Linked DNA regions of Homo sapiens: region 2 is linked to region 1. Evidence: read pairs that join two places in POLR2A ChIA-PET (ENCODE). Cell type or tissue: OCI-LY7. All regions are shown on one strand. Each heading gives the region's core, and the rest is flanking DNA. Links, peaks and the distances in the headings are about the cores only. Region 1 overlaps GRIP1 (glutamate receptor interacting protein 1). Region 2 has its middle 14 kb from the start of GRIP1.

What was found. Peaks named below come from ENCODE experiments on the same cell type or tissue, not always from the same donor. Only the 100,000 strongest peaks of a DNase experiment are listed, where the experiment ranks them.
Region 2: POLR2A ChIA-PET joins it to region 1 with 11 read pairs; 2 of 35 experiments call an interaction of 5 or more read pairs at or near these places.

Annotation. Positions count from the first base shown.
Region 1 is chr12:66,619,121-66,629,752 of GRCh38, reverse strand. The region is part of intron 1 of GRIP1 (glutamate receptor interacting protein 1); the gene reads left to right. Among named protein-coding and RNA genes, the nearest start is that of GRIP1, 55 kb to the left of the region's middle. RefSeq lists an enhancer at 1,439-1,578. In OCI-LY7, for the core only: CTCF peaks have their summits at 5,498 and 5,709; DNase peaks (open chromatin) are centred at 2,712, 4,682 and 6,052; H3K4me3 peaks cover 1,658 bases; H3K27ac peaks cover 3,941 bases.
Region 2 is chr12:66,687,753-66,698,384 of GRCh38, reverse strand. It overlaps a transcript of GRIP1 not described here. Among named protein-coding and RNA genes, the nearest start is that of GRIP1, 14 kb to the right of the region's middle. RefSeq lists silencers at 4,182-4,476, 9,244-9,293. In OCI-LY7, for the core only: CTCF peaks have their summits at 4,079 and 4,281 (motif pointing right); DNase peaks (open chromatin) are centred at 4,304, 6,054 and 6,484; H3K4me3 peaks cover 647 bases; H3K27ac peaks cover 2,348 bases.

The sequences.
Region 1 (10,632 bases), core at 2,451-6,450:
AGAATTCACTCCCTCATGGAGAAAGCAAACATTTCTGGATGAAAGTAGGTCCAGTGTGGTTTGTAACATGCTTTTAAGTGTTATTTTAGTACATTGTTTCAGATTTGGTTTAATAATTAACCACGTTCTTTTCCCTGTGTTTTTACATTGTGTCCCTTCCAGAAATTGACTTCTGTGGAAAAATTACATTTGAATGTTCACTTGAGTTAAAGCTTTAAAGCAAATATTACGACTCAAGATTATAATTAGAGGCTTTAGAACTACCAGTCATCGAAGACATGGCTCAGTGGAATCCAAGCTTATTGTTATTAGGGAGCGGAGATGAAGTATAGGAGCTTGTATCACCTTTTGCTTCAGGAACATGACAGTGCCACTCTGATAACTCTGTGAAATGCTGGTCATCACATGTGTTAGGCTTCATGCCATTTGTGTCGTTAAGGCTTGTCAGCACTATGTGCTGCAAAGTGTGAGGGACTGCTCCAGCCAGGCTCATTCATTTTAATATGTCTTGTCAACTTCCCAAGAATATCCTAATGTACTAAAACAAATATTTTCTTGTGGAATAGAGCCTCCTCAATTACACCAAAATCCAGCCATACAATTCAGAACTTTTGTTTCTAGAATATGATAAATGAAAACAGAGAATTAAATTTTGCATGCTAATATGCATACTTGCAATAAAGAAGGAAAAATTACCTGAATGGTGTATTGTGTTTCAGAGAATAGATTTAACATTCCTTTAATGATAGCATTTAAAAATGATTGTTGAGTAGCTACTACTTGTGAGTGTGTGGAAGTACAATGGTGCAAAACAGACTTAGTCCCTGCCCTTTTGGAATTCATAGTTTGGTGGGGTAAAAAATAGATGCCTAACTCTAAACTGTGATTATTTATATAAGGGGTGCTTAACTTCAGCCCTATTGACATTTTGGGCCGGATCATTCTTTGCTGTGGGAGCTGTTCTGGGCATTGCTGGGTGTTTAGCAGCGTCCCCGGCCTCTAACCACTAGGTGCCAACAGCAACCTCTTCCCCAGTTGTGACAATCAAAAATATCTCCAGATGTTGTCACATAATCTCAGGAAAGGAGCAAATTCACCCCTGGTGGAGAGGTGCCCTGATTTATATGAAGGAAAATTACAAGAAATTTTGCGAATACACAACAAGGAAAACTAGGCCTAAATTGGCAAAGCTTTCAGAGAAGTGGCATGGTGATGTTTGTATTAAACTCTGATGAGGGGTTAACAGGACTAAAAGGGCTGGAGGAAGCAGGAGAGGAGGAGGGAAAATGAGAAAAGGAACAAGCTAGTTTAGATTTCCTGCTGAAGGCTGGTTCCTTGTACATGTTAGTACGGGAAATCCCTTGAAAGCAGGGCAGTGTTAGGGTCCTGTTCAGACCCCTGCTTTCACTGGAGGCCTAGGTACACAGGGGAACTCAAGGAATTTTTATTGAAGGCATAATGTATATTCCCTCTAACAGGCACAGTGATGAGCTCTAGAGATATAAAATTACCAAGCCATGTTCTCTGGTATCTGTGAGCTCACAATCTATTTAGAACAAATAAGGGATCTAGAGAAAGCCTGCTCTGAAGAGATGACATTTGAAGAATAGTGAAGGATGGGCAGGTGCCAGGTGGCTATGGCTTTCCCCAGCTGCTCCAAGCAGAGTTGGGGGATTTCTCCTCGATGCTTATTTTGTGGTTTGTTAGTGCTTCTGTCATCGTCCTTACAGCTCTGGGCACAACTAGATCTAAATGATCAAGTATTGGAATTCACAAACAAATCTCTTTCCTTTCTCCCTTTCTCCCCTAGCCTCCTCCTCACACTCCTGCTCTCCAGCCCTCTCAGGCTCTCCCTCCCTCTCACCCTCATTCCCAGGCAGGCAGGCTTCTCCCCAGGGAGCCCTTACACAATCCCAGCTCCAAGACTAGCAGAAGGAGATTTTCTTCCTTTGTAAAATTTCCAACAAAGGGCCTCAAGTCGAGTCCTGCTATGTCTGAGGGAATGACTCCCCGACTCTGAACCAGTCACTACACCCAGGGGATCCAGTGTTCTGATTGACTAGAACTAGGTCTCTGCAACCCCTTCTTCAAATCTGCAGGGAAAATCAGCTCCACTCAAATGGCATGGGGCTGACTTGGGGAAAGACGTATCCTCAGATAAATCCAGATACTATTAGAAGAAAAGGGAGAAATGGATGCTAATTAGACAAGAATATTACTCGTCCACTACAGTAACTTACTCACCCTCCCCAACTACACTGTGAGAACTGCTACAGTCAGCTTTGACACTTGTCAGACATATACTTGACACATGGAAAATATTCAATACATACTGTGGATATTTGCTGAATTAATGAGTGAATGAGAAAGTGAACTGATATTTTCACTTTGTTTTGTGTACTGAGCTCTGATGAAATGAAGAAGAATCAGGGAAATCAATTAGGAGTCTGTTTGGTAGTCCTGCCAGAGATTTGGTAGACTTGGTTGTTGTGTTGAATTTCAGGATTGCAGTCTCCTTAGCAGTACAGAAACATCTTAAGGATAGGCACCGGAATCTACCACAAAGAAATCATCTGATGAAGAGCCAATAGTAATATAGTATTTGTAAAGTGAGTGTGAGCTACCTTGACTGATGAGAAAGAACATCTAAGTATTCTTCATCAAAGGAATGAGTACAGCTGTCATAATGCTTTGTAGGGCAGATGATGGCCCAGCAGCCAGTGGCAGGTTAAGCAAGAGCCTAATCTGTAAGCACCTGTGGTTAGAAAATGGGAAGGCACAGTGTACAATGACATTTGGAGCTTAATGTCCATGGAAATGAATTACTTGGACCATGCAGGGATGGTCAGAGAGCATGAGAGCATGAATCCTGGCAAAATAGCATCAGTGCCAAGTTCTCGTTTGTCCTGACTCAGAGCCCTTTCTTCTTGACACCTGCAGAGTCATTTCTACAGAAAGAAGCAGGACTGTTTCTCATCAGGATTCTATGCTCGTGTCCAGAACTGTGAAATGAGGAGTGGTGACGCTGACTATACCTCCTTTTAATTGAGACAGTAAGGCCTTCTCACCTTCCCCAGCTTACTGGGGATGGGAACAGAACATAAGACACCAGCAGAAAGAGAAGCCAAGAGAAAGTAAGGACAGAGCACATTTATCAGGGCAAACTAAGCAAATGCTTTCAGAATATAGGTTATCCAGATACTCCTAGCTATGGGTGGTTTATATTCAAGACATTTAAGAAATGTTTCCTCAGTTTTCTCTAGAGAAATACTATACTATTTGTTGTGCACACGTAGTATTTATATTCAGAAGATAATATGTACTTTAGTTATAAATATATTGATTTTTAATTGAACTTTTGTTTGACTCTTTTAGCATTTGGTTTTAAAAGTAAATATACTTTTTTTTTTTTGGAGATGGGGTCTTACTCTGTCTCCCAGGCTGGAGTGCAGTGGTGCGGTCTCAGCTCACTGCAACCTCTGCTTCCCATGCTCAAGCAATTCACCCACCTCAGCCTCCCAAGTAGCTGGGAGCACAGGTGCACGCCACTATAGCTAGCCAATTGTTTTTGTTTGTTTTTTGTATTTTTGATAGAGATGGGGGTTTCACCAAGTTGCCCAGACTGGTCCCCAACTCCTGAGCTCAGTTGATCTGCCCACGTCGGCCTCCCAAAGTGAAAGATAAATAAACTGTTTTGTGTTTTTGAGACTGATAAGCTTGTTCTTCCCTCTGCCTAGAGAATCTCCCCTCCAGAAGTGGGCTGGTTCCTTCTTCTCATTTAAGTGTCAGCCCATGTCACATCCACAGAGAGTCATTCTCTTTCTGATAGTGCTTCCTCTCTCCCACTCTGGAACTCTCAGTACCCGAAATTCTTAGTAGGTATAAAATAAATATTTTATTAAATGCTACATGGGAGACACTTGCAAATGTCTCTATATACTCTTTATTCTATTTATATTTTTATCAAACTTCTCATCTAAGGAATAGCAACCCCTTACATTTGCTAGACTATCTTAAAATTATTCCTTTTTGGAAGCTCCATTTAAAATTTACGTTTGCATAATTTTTCCACCTCAGTGATGTTTCTCATTAAACTCTTAACACTTTAAAACTGCTTATGTTGGCTCAAATTTCAAGGGTAATTCCATCATTTTGAATTTCTTCATTTTATACCTACTGTCAGAAAGCAATTACAATAAAAAATCACTTATACTCACTATGGTTTTTCATATAATAGTATAAATGACTGTATTTCAATATAAATGTGTAAATTTTATTACTTTATTGAGTCCCTTTAAAAATTGATGTAACTTAAAGCACTGTAAATTCTCAGAAAAATGTGTTATAAGATCTACTGGTCATCTATTCATATGGGAAAGTACGTATGTGAAAATATGTCTGTATGCAAGTAGGATGCATAACCCAGATCAAGGAGTCAGTTCAGTTTGGGGAAAACATAATGTATACCATCCATAATGGAAGCAAGACAATAATGTAAATGATAAGATGCGAGTTACATTGGTTAAGAACAAAATGAAGCTATTATAATATATGCAACTTAAATAACATGGCAGCCCATCTGGTCACTTGAAGACCTTTCTCCAAATCTGTCCCCAGATTCATAAGTATAAGGTCATGACAGATAATAACATATGTCTCTTCCTTCCTGAGACCTTTCTGCCTTGTGTTTTAAATAAAGAATGACATTACAAGCTTACCACCTACACCAAACCTATTTAAAAAAAAAAAAAGGAACTGAAATACATGATCTAAAAGTAAAGTATAGTCTTGCCTTGATTTTCATTTGCATTTGACGTTTTAAAACATGGCAAAACCCAGTAATGAATTTTTACTTTGAGCCATTTCTAAATGTTTTGCTGGAAATTAGCTGTAAATATTACAGTCTCTGGAACAAGTTAAATTGGAAATGTTGCTCGTGCTAAATGAAATAATTAACTATGAATGAAAATCCTGATAGAAAAATGTACTTTTCACACATCTTTTACAGATGTGCTACACTGCATGGGAAATTTCACATGGAGAAAGTCAAATAACCACTGTCTTTCCTTAGAGATATATTTAAAAGGGGTAAGAGGTATGAAAATGAATGTATATGCTATTATCCATCAGCCTAGTACTTGCTGCAGAGGATAATTTCAATTCTTTGCTGTATGTACTTAGCCTAAATGATTGTTTTACATGCTTTATTTCTCTAATGCATTCAGAGAGAATCAATAAATTATATTTATTATTCAGAGGCAAGAGACATTTTGTAATCTATCCAATCATGAATTTCTAATGTATCTATTTTACTTTAAAATGTTACTTTACTTCTAATTTTTTTCTCTCTTTAGGGATTAATCACAATCATAGCAACCTATTACACATTTTGACGTGAAATTGTAAATCATCTTGTTACATATTTTTGCACTTTCCAAAATAAGACATTTTGTTTAATTATTCAAACCAAATTAATGGTGCTGATCTCTGTGCAACATAATCTAGACCTTTGAGAGGGCAAACATGCATATGGAAACAGAGGAACCAATTGAAATAATGCATTTTCTTACAAGGTTTTTAAATATTCAAAATCAGAGGAATGTTTAACTTCTATCTTATTGTAGAAATCTGTTTAGGTGGGAAAGATACTGACTCCTAGAGGATAAAATTGTATTTCCATCATCTAGCACAGTGCGTTGCACCCTGAAATTACTGAATAAATATATGAACAAATGAATGAATTAATTATAAAGGAGCTGTGTTTCAAAAAATGCTTCCCTGCAATAATAATAATAGTGTAGCTGAAGATTGGTTTTATTGAAGGAAACCAAAAGATAATAAATTTAAAAGAAAAAATTCATATATTCCTATAAAATGTTATGTGGAGCTACGACCAGCTAAAATGTCCTATGGTCATTTTAAGTAGTTGTTTGAGTACATTGATCAAATTGAAACCAAAGAGACATCAAAAACCAAATAGGAAATGTCTTTAATCCTGAAAATAAATATGGTCCACTTGCACTTGAAATGCCCAGTGCTTCCAGCAGCTGAGCCTACAGAAGAAATGAGGAAGTGACTCAGGTTCTGAGAAGAAACAGAAAGAGGGAAGGGATGACTGGTATGTGAGCCCCAGTTAGGAAACTTGGGGCTTCCAGGAGGAAAACTAGACCATAAATCTGAGGGTGATGTGAGCCAAGTTTAGAAAAATTATAAATTCCATGAACTTGACCATCCTTGTAAGACTGAAATGTTCAAGTATATATTGTTTCCCATTTAGTTGGAACTCATCATACCAAGAGATGATACAGACTGATCAACTTTAAGTAGGCCCAATCCCAGTTAGCAGCTATGTGACAATGGGCAAGCTACTTAACGTCTCTGTGCTTCTGTTTCATTTCCTGAATACTGCAGATAAGAATGCCTTATCAAGTTATTGTGAAGTTTAAATGAATTAATACTTATAAAGTGCTTATGACACTACTTTGATTAAAGATTTATGAAATAAAGTTCATTGAAGATAAATTATTAAGAAAAGCAGAGAGACTTAGGCTATATCTCTAAATGTTATGCCTCTCCATGAAAATATTTCTTGTAACTACTTCTAGAAACAGAAAACTTTTGGCAAGGCTATTAGTCTGGTTCATTCATTCATTCATTCGGCAGTTACCTACTGAGCATCTACTGTTCATCAGGAAGTATTCTAGATACTGAGGATATAGTAATAAAAATAAACTAAAATCATGCTCAATGTCCTCATGGAATTCATAATATAGAGGGGGAGACAGCTAAGTAAACAGTAATTCTGTATAGTAAATCTTGTAGTAAACAACATATGGGGTGCCGCAGGAGCTCAAACTAGCACATCAACCCTTTCACTGCATGAATAGTAGGTGGAAATAGGAACAGATCATGTGAAACATCCCGAAAGAGGGGATGACTGGGTTGAGACTAGAAGGATGAGTATGAGTAAGGCAGGTATAGGGAAAATGAAGAGTATTTTAGAGACAGAGAATTCCAGATCATTGAAGTTAGATGGCAAGGGGGAAATGAAACTAAAAAAGTAGGCAGGGACCAGGTAACAGAGAAAACCATGTGCCATGTTGTCTGGACCTTAAGATCAATTGGAAACAGTATTCAGTTGCCTGGCATGCTTGCTCTTTAGCCTCTCACATTGTATATATATTTTTTGGTTTTAATGGGTACATAGTATGTATTCATGGGGTATATGAGATGTTTTAATACAGGTATATCATGTATAATAATTACATTAGGGTAAATGGGGTATCCAGCATCTCAATTATCTTTTTTTGTGTTGCAAACAATCCAAATATATTTCCTTATTTTTAAATGCACAATAAATTATTGTTGACTGTAGCCACCCTGTTGTGCTATCAAATACTAGATCTTATTAGATCTTATTCATTCTATCTATATTTTTGTACCCATTACCCATCCCCACTTCCTCTCCCTCCTCCATCACATTGTATTTGTTTGGAATTTATTTGGGGCAAAAGTGACTTGTAGCATAACTCAAGGGTTCTGCTTAGAAATTAATTGTATTATAGGTTAATCAAAGTGGAATCAGTACAGTGATTTCTTGGATATGACACCAAAAGCACAGCCACCAGAAGAAAAAAAAGGATAAACTGGACTTCTCCAAATTAAAACCTTTTGTACATCAAAGTACATTATTGACAGAATGAAAAGGCAACCCATGGAATGGGAGAAAATATTTGCAGATCATATATCTGACAAAGAATATCCAAAATATATAAAGAATTTTACAACTCAACAGCAAAAGCAAAAACAAACAACCTAACTCAAAGATGGGCAAAGGACTGGAAAAGACCTTTGTCGAAAGAAGATACACAAATGGGCCATAAGCACAAGAAAAGATACTCAGCAATACTAGACATTAGGGAGATGCAAATCAAAACCATAGTAAGATAGCACTTTATATCCATTAGGATGGCTATTAAAAAACAGAAAATAGCAAGTATTAGCAGGAATGTGGAGAAACTGTAACCCTTTTGCATTACTAGAGGGAATATAAAATAGTGTAGCTGCTGTGGAAAACAGTTTGGGGATTCCTCAAAAACTTAAACATAGAATTAACATATGATCCACAATTCCACGCCTACATATATACCCCAAAGAATTGAAAGCAGGGACTCAAACAGATACTTGTACCTCACTGTTCAGAGCAGCATTATTCACAATAGCCAAAAGGTGGACACGAGCCAAATGTCCATCAACAGATGAATAAACAAAATGTATACATACAAGGGAATATTATTCAGCAATAAAAGGTAATGCAGTTTGATACATCTTGAAATGTGGATACACTTGGAAGACATTATGCTAAGTGAAAAGGCCAGATACAAAAGGACACACATTATGTCACTGCCCTATGTGAGTTGCCTAGAATAGGCAAATTCATAGAGACAGAAAGTAGAATAGAGGTTACCAGGAACTGTGGGGGGACAATGGGAAGTTATTGTTTAATTAGTACAAAGTTTCAGTTTGGGATGATAAAAAAAAGTTCTGAAGATAATAGGGGTGATGGGTGCACAACACTGTGAATGTACTTAATGTTGTTGAACTGTATACTTAAAAATTGTTAAAATGAACAATTTGTGTTATGTCTATTTTACCATAATATAAAAAATGTAAATGAAATCGCTCTGCTTTGCAATTTATAAAATGCTTTTCCAAAAATATGTTAAAACTTTTCTAAATACAGTAATTTCTGAAAACTTAATTTATTCATTATCTTTTGCCTCTGGGATTTGGAAGAGTCTAAACCTGAGTGAATTAGGGAAGTTTGGGCAGGAAAAGTGAATCATCATGCTGCAGCCTCCAGTCTTCAAAAGAATTTCTACAACCAACCCTTAATTTATGATGAGGAAGAAGCAGCTTATGCACCACTCTTCCCCCTCCTCCCCTGGCCATTAAAAGTCTGGGGGGGAGGGGTTGGGGGGGTGAGGGGTGGGAAGAGTGTCATAAGAAGAGAAAGAGAGCGAGAGGGAGAAAAGGAAGGAAGGAAGGCAGGAAGGAGAAATAAAGAAAAAGAAAAAAAAGAAAAAGAAAGAGAAAGAATGCACTGATCAGCAGCTTTGTAAAGGCACAGTATCCTCAGAGAGCTATTACCTGGAGTGTAAAATCAATCCCACCAGCTTCTTAGCCATGTTTATTGTTCTTTGAACATCTCTTATTGTTAACATCAGCCTGATAATGAAGTAGAATGTCCAGAAGGTGAGAGTGGAAGCTTTCCCATGGTTCTAAAGCAGCCTACTCAGGAATGTGAATCAAAGGAAAATCAATTCATTGCTCCACTCATGGCTGAAAATTATATTGTCCTTTTGGGTACAGGGAATCAAAGGTCCTGGATGGTGGCATTGCATCCATGTGTCTTCATAACTAACATTGAACCTAATTTTGAGAGCTCCCTCAGCAGATCATTGGCAGAAATCATCAAAATACCTTTAGGCCCTAGCTAGTCACTCTTGAGAGGAATTGAATGACTCATTTTAATCTAAGACTGCCAGGGTACCGTTACTTGCACATATTCATATTCTTCAGGATGTGTGGAGCACACAATTTGTGAAGTCATGAACTGAGTTTGAATCTCTGCTCCACTACTTTCTACCTATGTAAACTTGAGCAGGTAGCTTAATGCCTCTGAGCTTTGATCTCCATATATTATCTGTATTATATGGATGATAGCGACTCATCAAATGAAGTAATGGATGTAAAGTCTCACTGAAATTATGAAATGTTTTCTAAAGAAGAGTTGTTGCTACTAGAGGTTTTTAAGAGGCAGTAAGTTCAACCCCAAAGGATCAATTACTTTTACTTCCCCTTTAACAATTAAAAACAATATAATAGTAACTGGTATTTTAAAATCTTACCCTTTTTAACCCTCTGTACATGCAGAATTTCCTTTGGATGTTGCTCTTTCACTGGACAATAAAATTAGATGGATAATATCTAGTCATCTGTTTTTTGCAACCACTTTTAGAAGGTTTTTGCTTCATAATTGCCCTCAAATCTTTTTATTTCCTCCTTTTGGTTTTCTTGCACAAAGCAGATAAAAATTAAAAAGTTTAATAAATTGGCCATTGTGTAACCCTCATTGATTTTATTTCCATGTTCATGTATGGCCCTTTTTTCTTTTACTTCTGGCACATGGCAACACTGGAACCTTACTGCTCTAATTTTTGAAGTGGGCCTTTAGTGCAAATTTTGTGGGCTGCTATTTTTGTCAAAGGTGCCACTAAGAGGAAAGAAAATAGTCCCTAAGTGTGGTTGATTTGTGGAGGGCAAGGAAATCTACCCGTAATGGCTCTCTTTCCTTATGTTCATTTTTTCTACTCTAGAATACTCATTAGGCCCTATGGTCTAGTACCTGGTTCTCATGGGTCATTTTAAAATTATGAATTATGAACATAATGTGCCCATCCAAAAGTACCTTTTATAGGCTTTGTACTCTGTTTTAAAAGAGAAATAGCACTCATATTTTAGTGCTGCTTGCTGCTCACCCTATGGATCCCAAACTATTTCTCTATTCACAGGGTTTACTTTGACTTTAATGTATATGTTCTAGTTTATCTTATTTTGTCTTATCTTGAT
Region 2 (10,632 bases), core at 2,763-6,762, 68 kb before region 1:
AAATATTTTTTAAAAACACAAGGCGTCCTGATACTAAAAAGTGATGTTTCCCCATAGTTGACAGGTAAAAAACACTTTCTTTCTAAATTAAGTACAATTAATTGTGATCTTAGTTACTTTGTTCACTCCTGGTTACATTTTTGACATGTTAATTCTTTTCAGTGCATGTTCAAGTCTAGATACATATTGATTGAAGAGAAGAATTTTGAGACAAATCTCATGAACCTCCATATCTGGTGGCACAAGTCTCATTTAGCAATGTGCTCCATTCTTTTTCAAGCTCCTAATCTCTGATTGTTGTAAATATTGTAGAAAGCATATTGCTTTCTACAAATATAGGATCACAAATACTGTAACCGTAATTCTTTTCTGTATTTAATACTGCATACTGAAGATTTTTTCTAGTTGTAGAATACAGAGAAATCTAGATATATGGTCCAGATCGATAACAAGAGGATCAATAAGCTTTTATTCTTGTTGCACTTCGCTTTGTTGAGGGGGTCTTGATTTGCATTTGCTGATTAGAGCCATTTGTCTAATATATAGACATGAGAAACATAGTTTGAATAAGGCCAGAACTTCCTACAAAGAGAGTAACCCACTAAAAATACTTTCGAATCTGTTGCTTTTCACTTCCTTACACCTTCTCTCCTGGAATTTAGTTCAGATTTGGAGCTGTCTATGGACAGAGAAAGAGGCATCAGTTTCATCCCTGTGCCTGACTCAGCTCAGTGCAGCCAGTTAGCACGCTTCTCAGCCCTTCACCACAAAACCAAAAGTATCTTAAAAAGTAGTCTCAAATGTGTGACTGCCCCAAATTGAGCCCCAAGTGAGTCTGGAGCTGAGGGCCAGGTGCATTTGTGTTGTCGGCCATTTCCCTATGGTTATCTAGCCCATTCTGCCTTCTGTTTGAAGATAACTGAAATATTATCAAAAATGGTTTGTTTAAAGGTGTAACAGCTGTGTTTCTGCAAGAAGCTCATAATAATTAAATTAATACCTGTAGTGGCTCTCTCTAAGGAAGTCTGGAAGCTTTGCACATATTAACATATTTATTCTTTCCACCTCTCTCTGATGTGAGGGAAAGGTCATTGTCATTTTTATATTTCCCTTGATGCAAAAGGAAATAAGTTACAGCAAGGATGGAGTTTGAGATAGGTCAGGAGAGAAGGAAAATTGGTCTTTTTTCCCTTTAGATTTTAGTCCTTTTGTTCATGGTTGTTAAAGTTCAAACTATTCCATTCCTCTATCCATTAATACATTTGCTTGTTCCTTCATTCATTCACTACCAAATGTTTATAAAGCACCTGCTATATGTCAGGCACTGGGATCACACTTGTCTTCAGAGTAGTTTGAAACTTCACTGTTGTACAGAAGTTACTTTGTGCTTTACAGAACCCAGAACCACCTCTGGGAAGCACAGTTTATAAACCACTGAAGTAGAACATTCAGTCATTTATTCAACAAGCAACTTTTTTTGCATCTACCAAATTCTATTAGGTGCAGGCTGCCTAACATCCCTCTTGGATCACAAAATCTATAACAGTAATTCTTTTTTTTTTTTTTTTTTTTTTTTTTTTGAGACAGAGTCTTGCTCTGTCACCCAGGCTGGAGTGCAGTGGTGCGATCTCAGCTTACTGCAAGCTCTGCCTCCCGGGTTCACGCCATTCTCCTGCCTCAGCCTCCCAAGTAGCTGGGACTACAGGTGCCCGCCACCATGCCCAGCTAATTGTTTGTTTGTTTGTTTTTTGTTTTTTGTTTTTTTTAGTAGAGACGGGGTCTGTGTTGGCCAGAATGGTCTCGATCTCCTGACCTTGTGATCCGCCCGCCTCGGCCTCCCAAAGTGCTGGGATTACAGACGAGAGCCACCACGCCTGGCCTAACCATAATTCTTTTTAAAATTTCTTTTTCATGCTGAGTATGTTCCACCTTTCTCTAACTCATTCTCTTTGTAGCCTCTTTATGACTATCAGGAATAAAGAATTTGTAGAATGTCTTCTTTGTTACACTGTCCTTAATAATGTTTAGATTGGTATTTTTCTTTAGGCTAGCAACTTACTCATCAGGAATCAAATTCTTCAAATGACAAGGAGCTTGCAGAGCTAGAGTTTTCTGTAGATTGAGAGAAATGAATAGGTTGACTTGTGTTTCTGTATGTCTACTGGGTCAAAGGACCATTCTTGAGATGTGAAAGTACCCTAAAGAGTGGCACAGCTGGTAAGTGTTATGAGTTGTCCTTTAAAAAAAAAATGGGGTTTTGAGATAATAGTAATTTTGCTAATCATTAGCTTATTCCATTTTATGCCTATATTGTGATTTGATTCTCTCTTCCCCTCTTCATTTAGTTTTTCCGTTTTCTTTCAAGCTTCATTCCCATTTGCCCCATGCTACCAGTTCTTTCTTCTCCTGGAATATTTGCCTGCTCCACCATGGACAGACTCTTAGTTATCCTTCACAATCCACCTCCAGTCCCACCTCCTCTGTGAACCTTTCCTACTGCCTCATTTATCCATTCTTCTCACTAATTTGTTTTCTCCCTTTTGCATCCACACATCCTACTGATAGTATCAATAAAGCTGATATTCCACTGAATTATTGTTACTTGTTTAAAGATACCCTGCATATGTAAATGACATTGCAGAAAAGATATTCATTAAGTGATATTTTTATTCCATTCTATCACCTTCACCAATGCCCTCCCCAAGAAGCTCCTTAAAAACGAAGATTATCAACCTCAATTTTGTACCTCTAGTTCCCTCCCCAGTGCTTGAAACATTTGCTTTCAGCTAGCAACAACACTGTAGCAGTTTTGGATAAGATAACCTCCTACCTGCCTAGCAAGGGCTTTCAGATTTATGCCCATGGATCAATCCCATTAGTGGTAGACATGGACTAGGGCCAAGAGGAGGAGTGGAGCCAACCACCGACAAGTCACAGGATCTCCTCCTCTCGTGTGGCCCATAGCTCGTGCTGTGTATCCCAACCTTGGGCTAATCAGTCCACTTCTGGAACAGGTGTTCTCTGTCCAGCATACTGTGGCTGACAGGAGAGGGGAAGAATTTGCCACCTGGTCAGAATTTGTGTAAACAGATGCCATAAAAAAAAAAAAAACAGGTTAGATTGCATGCTGGGTCAGCAGTTGAGGAGTGCTTTGAGAAAAGTGTCTTCCCCCTATGAGCAAGGCTCCTCCTCACACATGGTCAGCCCCACTTCTCCACCCAGAGGAGGTAGAGCCTGTTCTAGGAACTCCTGTTGAACATCTAACACATCGTACTGCACTGGCAGCCTGATGGTCTTTATGACTTGGTTAGAGACAGATGATTTGGAAGTGGGAATAAAAAGCTTTCTTCCTTATTTTAAAAAGATTTGCCTTTGTTTTATGAAATTATAACAACAACAGTTATCAGTAAGACTTTAGTGCTTCAGAGAGATGTTGGACCTCAGATAAGACACAAAAGGAGATCTCACTTAGCCATACCCTCAGCCTGCAACTAGCTCTGCCCTTAGGCTCTGGGTATTTCCTGATCTTTGGGATGTCTACTGTGGTAATCCGGGAACTGGTTACCAGCATCTATTCCCTGGGATATGGAAGCATCTCAGGAATAGTAATGACTTATAATTTTATACTTAGAAAACCAGGATGTCAGTGTACTAGGTGACTGTGGGTTGGGGAAGAATATTAGACCTCAGAAATAATAAGTTAATATCACCAGCAATATCAATAATAGTATTACTGTTTATCACGCACTATGCTAAATACTTTACTAATAATGTAACATAATCCTCACACTAGATATTTTTATTATCTTCATTTATAGTTAAGGAAAGTGATGCTAGCAGATGATAACAACATATAATAATACGTACTGAGCATTTACTGTGAGCTGGCACTGTGCCCATCTGCCAAGATCCTATCAGAATCATGATTCAAACCCTTGTTTTTATTATTATAGGATGAAATCTCCTTGGGGAAGAGGTAAAGGATATGTGGAAACTCTCTGTTTCCACATTTTTTTGCAGCTTTTCATTAAGTCTAAAAGTAATTCAAAATAAAAAAGTTTTTTAAAAACTCAAAACTACAAAGCTCATAATGGCCACTCTCTGCTGCCTCCTCTGGATAATGGCCTCAAGTAGAAATGCTTAGCCCATGTCAGGGATGCTCACAACTCAAATCATGCTGGAAACTGTTCTGCAGGTGTGCACTCCTCAAGGACCCCTGTCTAGTATGTGGCATTCTCATCTTAGATGTGATGAATCTATGTAGTTAGTATGACACATTTTCCCCAGCAGATGGCAGTAAAATGTCTTGAGGAAGAGATGCTGTTTCTGATGCTCATAATAGTACCGTCTGGGCTGGCAGTGGCCCTGAGAGTGCTAAGAAATCTGGAGAAGAGGTAGCAGAATTGAGAAGTGTTTAGGAGGTGAAATTAGATAGCAAGTTGGTGTGGTGTTTTGTTATAAAGATGCCAAATTTGAGTGCAATCAAATCAACCACTAAATTTATCATCAGTTCAAAGGATTTACTCTTCCTGAGCATAGTCCTTCATTTTATGTATCTGTATAATTTCTATTTTTAAAATCATGGGATTCGCCTTGATACAATAGTGATCTAATGAAGAATGAGGATTAATGGAATTTTCTTGTCCATGAATAGACCCATAAAACAGGAAATTTTTTCATGAATGGGCTTTAGGGAGTCCGTGGTCCACTTGCAGTTGTCATGTGAGCATATAAATTTGTGTACATTTTACCGGGGAGAGCTCCAGTAAAATCATATTCTCAGATGGGCCCAGAATGTGTTTAAAAAAATTCTGTCTGAGAGCATATCACCCCGGAAGGCCTAAAATAGATTCAAGGGAGAAGGACAGCAAACTCAGGTGCCTACAAGGGCCAGGCAGATAACAGTGAATGAAGGAACCCTAGTGGGGACTGGGGTGACCTGGAGAATGTATGCCCCAAATATCCAAAGAGGCCACCATTGTCCAGCCCCAACTGAGAGTTGCATGCGGGAATGCAGGCCCAATGTGAAATGAGCTCTTGATTTTTAAAGAGAATCCACAAACCCATAACTTTAAATAAACTATAGACATTTCTGAAGTGTGCAAATAATTTAAAACATTTCTAAACATAGCTCAGGCAAAACGAGCGTACTTACAGGTCACGTGTGGCCCTGGAGCTGCCAGTTTGATAACCTGAGTTTAGACATCACCCTGTCATTCATAAGCTCATGACCTGGCTCTCTTGGGACATACTATGTTAAGGAACTCTGGTACTACTAATTATTGGTTACTATTATAACAACATTCATAGTAATAATGACTAACACCCTAGCACTTTTTATGTATCAAGCACTATCCTAAACACTTTATTCATAACTCCTGTAACATTCTCAACACCCTATGAAGTTAGGTTACAGTGGTTTCCAGCATTTGTTATATGTTAGGTACTGTTCTAGGTCAGGACTCCTCAGCACAAGTCATGACTTACGAAATAATTCTGTAATAATCCTATGAGTAGCTAGAGAAACTGAGGCACAGGAATATTTAGTAACTTGTCGTAGCTCATTTCCTAGATTCAAACCCAGGCAGTCTGGTCCCAGAGCCCACACTCTTATCACTGTGCTGTCCTGACTGCCTCTGGGATACTCTGGGTACTGGTTGTTTTTCAAAGAACTCTCAGCTGTGGTGCTCAGTGGTCCTAGACAAATCCCCTCCTCTCTGCCATGACAATGTGGCACTTCTGACCAAATGCAGTCAGCCCCAGGTCTTCTGTAAAATCCATCTCATCATCTCATTTTCATGTATCACCAGACATACTTTATTCAATCTTTGTTTTTTTTTAAATCTCCTCCAAAATGAACAGATCATAAATCCTTTGCTAGATGAAATTTCCAAATAATGGTGATAGATGGCCTTGTCTTTTGTCTCCTGACTAGTTTGGCCCTGCCTGTCATCACAGCAATCAAAGAGTTGTAAGATGCCATGTAGACGCAGTGCCAAAAAAGGAAGGGACAGCTTAATTCTCCACTCAAATTTCTGTTTCATTTGAACTTCCTCATATGAGTGAAACTTCCTACAGGGTTACACAATTGGAACTCCTGAAATAAGTGAGAAATTACAGTTGTAATTTTAGAGAATTGACTTTAATCTGCAGCTGCAACCTAGAATCTGTATCTGAGGAATGAGAATTGAGATTATGACATGGGAGCATGCAGTGATTTGCAGAATGCACTTGTTTCCAGTTCTGTCTATTGGTGCCAATGCTGAAATCCAAACCCTGCTGAGAGATTGATAATGGAAAACTGAAGGTGGGAGGAAAAAAGCAGGGTATAAATCTACTCCAAAGCTGTCAAATGCAGTGAATTATATCAAATGGTTCTCTAATTTTCTACTTGGAAGATACCTTTTATTTTTTAAAAAAAGATAAATTTGGCTGTTACTTTACAGCTTTGCACTTCCATCAGCTCACCAGTTTTATGATGCTTCCTGTGAGCAGTGGGTCTTAGCGGTTGGTGCATTTCCATTAGCATGCTTCTGCAAAATAGTTCATCCTTCTGTGAGTCCCTTTTGATCAATTAAGCGCCTGCATTTCCCTACGCAAACAAGTTAAGAGAGAGAATCTATGGAAGGACTCTCTTCCTAGGGACTAATTTTAATGTCATTTCTAAAAATAAAGTATTAGATATAAAGGCAAAAGAAAGGTAGCTTTAGAATAAAAGATGCTTGTAAAGAGGACACTTTCATTCACCACTGGGACTTAGAACCAAACTTTCGGAAGAATGAGTGGACAAGGGCATGGTGGGAGCATTGTCGAATTCCAGGCTTGATAACGTAGGCAACCATTAAGAACCATTCAGAGATCTATATAACAAGAAAGGTAAAAGTTGATGGATCTAACTTTGGAAAAGTATATGTATTTTTTAATTCCTTGTAAAAACTTGAAAGTAAATTCCTCCCTGTTGTATTTTTAATGAAATATTTAGACTTTTCCCTTTGCTTTATGGAAGAAACCTCTAGTGTATTCATTTGATAGTTTTTCTTATTCAGCCTAAGCACAAATCACAGCACTTGAACAAACCCAATGTTTCTAATAGTTTGTGCTTTTGCCTTCCACCAGGACCACAGATACAAATGACTGAAGGCACATTCCTTAAAGAAAAACCTTGACTATGAGAAGTGACAAATAAGGTTTGGTTTAGAAGTCATTGAATTTAGTAGTGGTTGCACTGGAGTTGAGTGGTGGAGGTTAGTTCTGAAGTTAAAGCATGAAACAAAAATCTCATAAAATGAAAATTACCCTTGACTAATTCTTGTATTTCTTGGGTTGAGCAAATAGCATAGCTGGCTAGCATGGAGAAAAGGGAACCTATTTACACTGTTGTTGGAAATGTAAATTAGTGCAACCATTATGGAAAACAGTATGGAGGTTTTTTTGTTTTGTTGTTTTGTTTTTGACACTGGGTCTTGCTCTATTGCCCAGGCTGGACTGCAGTGGCAGGATCATAGCTCACTGCAGCTTCAAACTCCTGAGCTCAAGCAATCCTCCTGCCTTAGCCTCCCGGATACCTGGGACTACAGGCACACACCACAATGCCTGGTTAATTTTTCTAAGCAACATAGCGAGAACTTGTCTCTAATAAAAATTAAAAAAAATTTTTTGAAAAAATTTTTTTTTAATTTTTATTAGAGACAAGGTCTCGCTATGTTGCTTAGGCTGGTCATAAACTCCTGAGCTCAGCTGGTTCTCCTGACTTGACGTCCCAGATTCTTGGGGTTATAGACATGAGCCATCGTGCTTGGTCTAAAAAATTAAAAATAGTACTAAACAATCCAGTAATCCCACTTGCGGGTATATATCCAAAAGAAATGAAATCGGCATCTTGAAAAGACACCTGTACCCTCCGTGTTAATTGCACAGTAGCCAATATGTGGAAACAACCTAAGTGTCCATCAAGAAATGAGTAAATAAAGAAAATATGGTGTATGTGGTGTGTGTGTGTGTGTGTGTGTGTGTAATATTATTGAGCAATGAAAAGAAGGAAATCCTGCCATTTACTACAATATAGATGAGCCTGGAGGATATTATGTTAAGTGAAATAAGCCAGACACAGAAAGACCAATATTATATGATCTCACTTATATGTGGAATCTAAAAAAGTCAAATTTGGCTGGATGTGGTGGTTCACGCCTGTAATCCTAGCACTTCAGGAGACCAAGGCAGGAGGATTGCTTGAGCCCAGGAGTTCAAGACCAGCCTGGGCAATGTAGGGACAGCCCTTCTCTACAGAAAATAGAAGAAATTAGCCATGTGTGATGGCATTTGCCTGTGGTCCCAGCTACTCAGGAGGCTGAGGCAGGAGAATTGTCTGAGCCCTGGAGGCTGAAGCTACAGCAAGCCATGATCACATCCCTGCACTCTAGCCTGGGCAAGAAAGCGAGGCCCTGTCTCAAAAATAAATAAATAAATAAATAAAAATAAATAATTTTAAAATTACAATACATTAAAATGTCCAATTCATAAAAGAGTAAAATGGTGGCTGCCAGAGGTCTGGGAGTGGGGGAAATGGGGAGATGTTGATCAAAGGGTACGAACTTTCAATTACAAAAAGAATAAGTTCTGGAGATCTAATGTACAGCATGGTGACTATAGTTAATAATACTGTATTGTTTACTTGAAATTTGGTAAGAGAGTAGATCTTAAGTACCCTCATGACCCCCGTCACACCCACATCAATGCTGAGTGGTGATGAATATGTTAATTGATTGTGGTCATTTAACAGTGTATATATATATTAAATCATCATGTTGTATACCTTGAATATATACAATTTTTATTTTATGCCAAATACACCTCAGTAAAGCTAGGTAAAAATGTTTCTCCTGCATATGCCTTTTGAAATGTATATATAGACTTAAGCCATGGCTAGCACACAGAGAAGTAAGTGAGTGCTAGCCATGTTGATGATGATCATGATGACAATGACAATGATTGACTTGATTGGTTCCCAGAATTCTGACCAGAACCCAGGTTCCCCTGACCTTCCGCCTGCTTTTCCTGGACTTCGGCTCCCCCTTGGCTTTCCCATGTGCCCCTCGTTTCTTGACAACTCGGCCTCTGTTACTGTCACCAGATACTGTGCTAAATTTTTGGATTACTGTCAACACAAGCTTTGTTATACTCATCTAAGAACTTAGAGGGATCCCATGATCCTTCCTGTCTTTTGATGGGAAACTGGACCGAGGTTGTCTTCAAGTATCTGGCCTCAATTTGGTCGTCTGGTCAGTTCCCAGCCAGCCTGCCTGAGCCCTGCACTCCCATTTCTGATCCTTTGCTGCCCTCTAGTAGCTGCTTGCCTGACTGTGCAGCTGTGCAGACCTGAAAGGGAAGGTGTACTTGCTAGACTGCAGGGGGCTTGTGCACCTGGATGTTAAGAAGGTGCCTGATGAGAGGAAGAGACCCAGTGAAGAATGTCCTTCAACCCTGACTTCTTTTATCTTTTCCATGGTTTTTCACGGCGCCCATTTTTATAGAGCCCTTTTCCCCTTTAGACATTATTAGAGGGTTGTTTCCTCCTTTGAAGGAAAATAAAATGCCTTTCCTTTTTTTTTTTTTTCAGAGTCAGTGATTGGTGATTGAAAGTGTTTGCAAAACATCCCCAAGGAGCACTTTAATGTCATTTTTATGGAAATAAAGTGGAAAATAATAGGCACTGTTTTTTTAAGTGAAAGAAAAGGACCCTTCTGGGTTTTGGTAATGAACTTAGGAAGACAAGATATTATGAGCAGAAACCTTTGAGATTTGGTAAAATGTGAATTTCCTAAGAGAGAAGCACAAGAGTGAGACCTTTTTCTTTGTTGTTTTCTGAGTCTATGCTTCTTATATAACTATATTACAAATGGAATGGACTCTGGAGCCTCCTAATTTTTCAGTGTACACACAAATACACATATATTTGAATATTATTTTCATAGCCAGTCGTACTCTTTGTAAAGCACTTGAAAATTGACAAAGTGCTTTCTTATTTATTATCTAATTTGATCATCACAGCAGCCCAGTGAAATTGGTAAATTCAGTACTGTAACAGAATGGTAGAACTGTAAGGAATTTTAGAGACACAACTGCCTTATTTTGCAGATCAAGAATCTAAAGCTTAAAAAAGAGTATTAGACAAGACTCTTTGATCCCAAGTGACAGAAATCCAACTCCAACTAAATTAGCAAAATGGAGACCATACTGACCGAAGTAACTAAGTCCGGTGTATTAGGGATTTAGAAATGGATGAATCCGGATGTTCCAATGGCATCTCCAGGAATATGTCACTCTCCATCCCTCGACTCTATTTTCCTCTGTCTTGGTATGATTCAAAGTCAGCTTTTCCCATGTGGTGATAAGATAGCAACTCCAAGTACATAGCCTGCCATTCCCAGTGGAATGCAGACTATCTTCTTTGCAGCAGTTCTAACAAAAGTTCTGGGATTACATCTCATTAGCATGGCTTGTGTGACTGCCTATTTCTGGACCAGTCCCCGTGACTAAGGGATTGTATGTTCCACTTAGTCAGCCTTGATACCCATACCTGGAGGGGTAGACGTAGGGGAGTGCCAGCTCCATGCACACCACATGGACCGAGAG